2 separate regions of the Homo sapiens genome follow, and region 1 is linked to region 2. Evidence: chromatin contacts called from ENCODE Hi-C or POLR2A ChIA-PET data. All regions are on one chromosome and are shown on one strand. The core of a region is the stretch at or near the end of the contact, and the rest is flanking DNA. Distances in the headings are between cores, read along the strand shown. Region 1 holds the start of TTI1 (TELO2 interacting protein 1). Region 2 holds the start of TM9SF4 (transmembrane 9 superfamily member 4).

Evidence for each region. Hi-C counts contacts between places; a loop is a spot of excess contacts on that map. ChIA-PET counts read pairs that join two places held with the same protein, here RNA polymerase II (POLR2A). Pooled maps may share reads with other maps.
Region 1: a map of CD8-positive, alpha-beta T cell shows a loop between it and region 2 (18-fold over the local background). The contact joins the promoter of TTI1 here to the promoter of TM9SF4 in region 2. A Hi-C loop is called at or near these places in 1 of 168 maps with a recorded cell type or tissue (CD8-positive, alpha-beta T cell) and 5 of 50 pooled maps. POLR2A ChIA-PET finds 5 or more read pairs at or near these places in 1 of 52 experiments (Caco-2).

Annotation. Positions count from the first base shown.
Region 1 is chr20:38,032,039-38,034,738 of GRCh38, forward strand. It overlaps TTI1 (TELO2 interacting protein 1), which reads right to left and starts at 1,418. Exons shown (of 8, transcript NM_001303457.2): 1 at 1,366-1,418. It overlaps RPRD1B (regulation of nuclear pre-mRNA domain containing 1B), which reads left to right and starts at 1,708. Exons shown (of 7, transcript NM_021215.4): 1 at 1,708-2,060. The coding sequence starts at 1,910. It overlaps LOC124904898 (a long non-coding RNA gene), which reads left to right and starts at 2,068. Exons shown (of 2, transcript XR_007067579.1): 1 at 2,068-2,700. RefSeq lists enhancers at 1,149-1,744, 1,275-1,544, 1,745-2,340.
Region 2 is chr20:32,108,362-32,111,088 of GRCh38, forward strand. TM9SF4 (transmembrane 9 superfamily member 4) reads left to right here and starts at 1,353. Exons shown (of 18, transcript NM_014742.4): 1 at 1,353-1,394. The coding sequence starts at 1,380. RefSeq lists enhancers at 670-1,869, 872-1,616, 1,274-1,453, 1,617-2,359.

The DNA of each region.
Region 1 (2,700 bases), core at 168-2,667, 5.9 Mb after region 2:
TAGGTTACTCACCTCTTTTACACTAACTCACTTGATAAATCAGGAACTGGGGCCAAAAAGATGGCTAAGTTGCAGCCCCTTCCCTCAAGTCTTAGTAATGTGATCTTGGGTAGGTCACTTAACCTCTCTGAGCCTGTTTCCTACGCTGTCCAAAGGGGGATAATATAATACCTCACAGCTTTGTTGTGAGGATTAAATGAGTTACTGTGTGGGAATTGTGTCTAGCACATAGTAACCTCTCACTGCGTTAGCTATGATTATGATTCCAGTCTGGAGGAAGGGTAAAAGCATGTAAGCAAAGAACTGCAATACAGTGCAATAAGAGCAAAAGCAGGCATCAACTAGAAGAACGTCTCCTAAACTAGAGTCTGCCCACAACTAGGAAGTTATACCACGATCAGGAAATTTTAAAACCCTCTTATGTCTATAACTTAACTCCCTACCATCACCCCCGTGGCAGTAAGAAAAACAAAATTTCTCTGCTGCTTTGATACCTGGGATTTAAAACTTAAAAAAAAAATAGGGTCAAGGTTTAGAGTCTCAGATAGTGTTTTGTTTTGTTTCAGAGAAGAGTCTCGCTCCATCGCCCAGGCTGGAGTGCAGTGGCACGATCATAGCTCACTGTAACCTCTAACTCCTGGGCTCAAGGTATCCTCTCGCGTAGCTGGAACTGCAGGTGAGCGTCACCATGCCTGGCTAATTTTCGCTGTTACCCAGGCTGGTCTTGAACTCCAGTCCTCAAGCTATCCTCTCGCCTCGGCCTCCCAAAGGGTTGGGATTACAAGCAAGAGACGTTGCGCCAGGCCTCAAATAGTGTGTCTCAACATGAGGTCAACAGACACATTGGGAAGGCTAAGTTAGTTCCCTCCACCTTTTCCCTAAAGTTAACACCTCACTTAAGTTCGAAAAAGTCAACTGGACCCGCAGACGGCAAAAGCAGCACGTAATAATACCCTGAGTGAGAACCCACTTAAGAGCCGAGAGCCCAAATGTGTGTTTCATGACGGCGCTGTTACAGACTAAAAGGTCAAAACAGGACATTAAAGGGTGCTCCGGGGGGCTGAGTAGGAGCTCACCAGGTGAGAAAGGGGATGTCACTTTCGGACAGAGAACGAGCGCCAGGGCGTGGAGGCGTGAAAAGGGCACGTGGGTGGCTTGGAAGAACCAAAACTAAGTGTTTTGGGGGACAGCCAGAGAGCCGAACACATATGGAGGAAAGATGCGGCCTGGGGCCCGCCAGATTAGAAAGGAAATCCCCCTCCCATATCCAGATCATGATCTCTCAGACTCAATGTCCCCTCAGGATACCCCTCTACAGGGTCCCAGCTGCTGGGCTCCCTCTGGTTCCCGCCACTCTTCCCTTACCTCGTCTTCCAGCCTTTCTCTCACTCTCCCGCCTCCTCTGCCTCGCCGGAAGTGACGCGCTAAGTAGCGCGCCGTATCGCGCCAGAAAGGTTCCGAGGGAGCGGGAAAAAGGGTTCCGGCGAGATCCACTGCGCCGGTGTGCAGGCTCGAGCGGTCAAAGCTCTTTCCGGGGGCCCGGGGAACTACTCTCCTTGCCTCGCTCTGTCTCCTTCGAAGTGCTCTGCGCGAGGTTCAGAGCGGCCGCCGCCTCCAAAGGGACGGTTTTCTAGAGCTCCGACGCCTCTCGGTGCCCCTCTGCTCCGGCCCTTGCCCTTTGACCTCGCTCTCGCGGCAGGGTGAGAGGTCGGGTGGCCATCTTGTGGCGGCGGCGCGGGCGGCTGTTACTGCGGAGACCCATCCCCTCCCCCTTCTCGCACCCCTGGCAGTCTGTCAGTCGGTAAAAAGTCCCGCAGCCTGTCAGGTGAGGCCCCGGCCTCGTGCCGTCGCTCTTCCCGCCGCACTGGGCGGCCCAGGCCGCTCCCTGCCGGGCCTCACTGCCGCCACCATGTCCTCCTTCTCTGAGTCGGCGCTGGAGAAGAAGCTCTCGGAGCTGAGCAACTCTCAGCAGAGCGTGCAGACCCTGTCCCTTTGGCTCATCCACCACCGCAAGCACGCGGGACCCATCGTCTCCGTGTGGCACCGCGAGCTCCGCAAAGGTAAACACCAAATCCCCACCCCCTGGACGGTCCCCGGATTGTCCTCTCGCCCACATACAACCTAGGCCCCTCTAAGCCTCTTCATTGAGCCTTGCTTTCCAGGCCTGATCGAGCTTCTGAGATGGGAGACAAAGTTAGCCCCATTTCTCGAAGAAGGAAACTGAGGCCCGGGAAGGTTTAAGGTACTTGCCTGAGGGTCCACGGACTGGGACTCAGGTGTCCAGACTTCTAGTTCATCAAGCCATTTTCCCTTCAGTTTCCCCCTGACATTTGTGGCTGTTATTATCTCGGCTGCATTCACTGCCGTACTGGCCCTAGCATGTCGGGCCCAGTGCTGGGTATTTGGAGTAAAAGCCAGTGGGCTCCGGAGTCAGACTCTGCAGATCGAGTCCTGGCTCAGCTATTTGCCAGCTGAATAATACTGGGAGAGTTTCTTCATCTCCCTGTGTCTCCGTTTTCTCATCTGTAAGAGGGAGGCAAGGATAGCTACCCCTTACAAAGCCTTTACTTCATACCAGTCACTATACTAAGACCTTTGTGTGTATCCTCGCACTCAGTCCTTAGAACAGCCCTGTGAAGTAGGTAGTCTCTCCCATCTTAGGTTAAGGGGCCACCCAGACCTTACCTCTCCTCTCCTCTC
Region 2 (2,727 bases), core at 103-2,602:
AGGTGCCTTTCCAGCAGAGTAGCTACACTTCTTTATAACCAAGAAGGTAGAATCAGACGTTTTCAATCCTCTTAAGGCCTAGGCTCAGTACTGGCAGAATCACTTGTAGCACATCCTATTGGTCAAAGCAACCAACATGACCAGCCAGATTCAACAGGAGGTAAAACAGAGTCTATCTCTTGAGGAGAGAAACCGTATGCTCATCATGCAAGGACGGACAGAACTACGTGGCAGCCATCTTTGCAGAAAATCCACCACAGTGGTGCCCATAGGTGGGGATCAGAGTTCAACTGTCCCTTGCCCCCTAGAATTAGATAAAAAGAGTCTAATGAACTGTTAGCATAATGCTAAGTGCTGCAGCACACAAAATGCTCGGCAAGTGCTGATGATTATTATTAATCATTATTATTCTTTTAATAGCTTTTTTAAAACAGTCTAAGATAGCACTGGTACTGTATTCAGTTTAAAGTGATATACATGGGTCAAATGAACTTTGAGTTCTTTCCCAACCTTAATACCATGATTCTTTGAGTCTCTTTTTCACAGATTTGGAAACTGAGGCTTAGGAAGATTGCGTGACTTGTCTGGAGTCACACACTAAGCTAGTGCATGACGTCCACATTCAGAGATATCTCCCTCCACTGAATATGCTGGTTTTCACTCGTTCATTTAAAAAATAATGTATTGGGCATCTACCACAAGCCCAAAGGAGTATACATAAACATATACTGACAATTATTTATTGAATACATCCTATGTAATACTGTGTCACTGAATCCTCATCACAAGCCTATGATGAACCAACCCCCTTCCCATTTCACAGATGGGAATGAGGAAGAGCAAGGTAAAAAACGAACAAACAAAAAAACAGGGTCCACCCTCATGGGGATTACAGTCTACTAAAGAGGATATAGGATAGTCAAACAAATACTTAAAATCAAACAAATACTTAAATATATAATTACAAATTATTCTTGGAGTCGTACTGCTCTTGGAGCCCCAGTGCCCACCCTTTCCCTCAAATCAAGGTCTCAGGTAACCCTGGCAATGGGTCTTCCTGCCAGTAGTAAAGATGGCGCTGAGAGCACGAGCGCACTTTCGCACACCCCCATTACCCACAATGCAGCGGGAATAAGGGAGGCTCAGTTTCTGCCAGGAGCTAATATGGCTTCCTTAGTTACACCGTTCTCTCTCTTCACCTAATCAGCGACCTTACTTTCCCAGACCAGACTGTCGAGCAGGAGCTAAGACTCCTTTTCCCCTCTGCTGACCGCCACTACAGGAGCGGTTGAAGCCAGACGACCACCTTGTGGAGTTAAACTCCGTAACCAGGGAGCACCACTTCCGCTGACGTCATTACGGCGACACGTGGATCCAAGATGGCGACGGCGATGGTGAGTGAAGGAGACTCCGGGAGCGGGAGCTGGAGCGGGGCCCTCCGGGGTATCCCAGGATCTTCCAGCACCCCATGCCTGGCCCTGAGCCACCTCCGGGACCCCTGACTCAGGCCTGAGGGCTACCTCTGACTGGGCTTGTCTTCCCCGAAATCCACCTCCCTGGCCCTGCCCCTGCACTCAGGCTTGTGAAGGCCCCGAGTTTTGGGGGAGGCGCCGTTTCGGAGGAAGACCTCGGCTGCTGCCTTCGCCGGTTCCCATTCTACTTTTGGTCTCCGCCCACTGTGAGCCCCATTTTCCATTTCTCACCTCCCTGTCCTGACCCCTCTGAAGACCCCCTCCCGTTATTCTCATCCTTGCTCCTCCCCGTCACGTCCAGACCCTGCTCTCCCCGCCTCCCCACCATCATAACCAGTCCGCAGATGTGACCTCTCCTCTGACCACCCTCCCAGCCCAAGCGCTGCCTCAGATCCTTTTCAGAGCCCTGTCCTCACTTACACTCATAGCTGTCCCCATCGCGCACCCCCTTGACTGCCGCTACCCCAGAGCTTGCCTTCACCTACCCCACCCCCATCTTTCATCCCTAGAGGCTTCCCTGCCCTTCCTGTCTTCTCTCAGTCAACTCCCTGCCCCTCTCTTAGGGACCTTTTACCCTGTTGGTTCTCAAACTTTACTGTGCATAAGAATCTCGAGGTGTGTAGGGGGAGGCATGCTAAAAATGCAGTTTCCTGAGCAGCCCCACTCCCAGAGATTCTAATTCCATAGGGCTAGGTGATGCCCAGGAATCTGCCCTTTTATAAGCACTCTAGTGATTATATAGTGGAGGTGGTCTGTGAACTACGTTTTGAAAAACACTAATAGCCCCACCTCACTGCTCTCCTTCCCATTCCCCAACATGGCCACACAGCTCGTTAGGGATGAAGGCTCTTTATTATGAAGCTATATGTTGGGATGAAGTCTGTGTGTGGATGAGGGTGGAGGTAAAATAGCCATGCTTGGAAGTTGGGTCAGAGCTTGCGGGCTCCTGGTGCAGAACCTTGGAAGTAAATCTTTGAAGGACTGGCCCTTTTTCTAAAAGTTTAGTTCAAATTCTGCTTGTCAAGAGACCAGAACTAAAATTGAAGTCACTTAGTCCAGAATGATTTCCTGGGTCTTCCTGCATACTGCCTCCTCAGCAGATAATTTCGTCCGGGGAGTGAATGACAAGGAAGACTCAGAGAAAAGGAAATGACATTTGACTTTAGCAAAGGAAGATTCTGGCTTAAATAATTTGGTGTTGGTTTTCTCCAAACAGGGATATATTATTGACTGGTAGCAATTTTCCCTCCTTCTC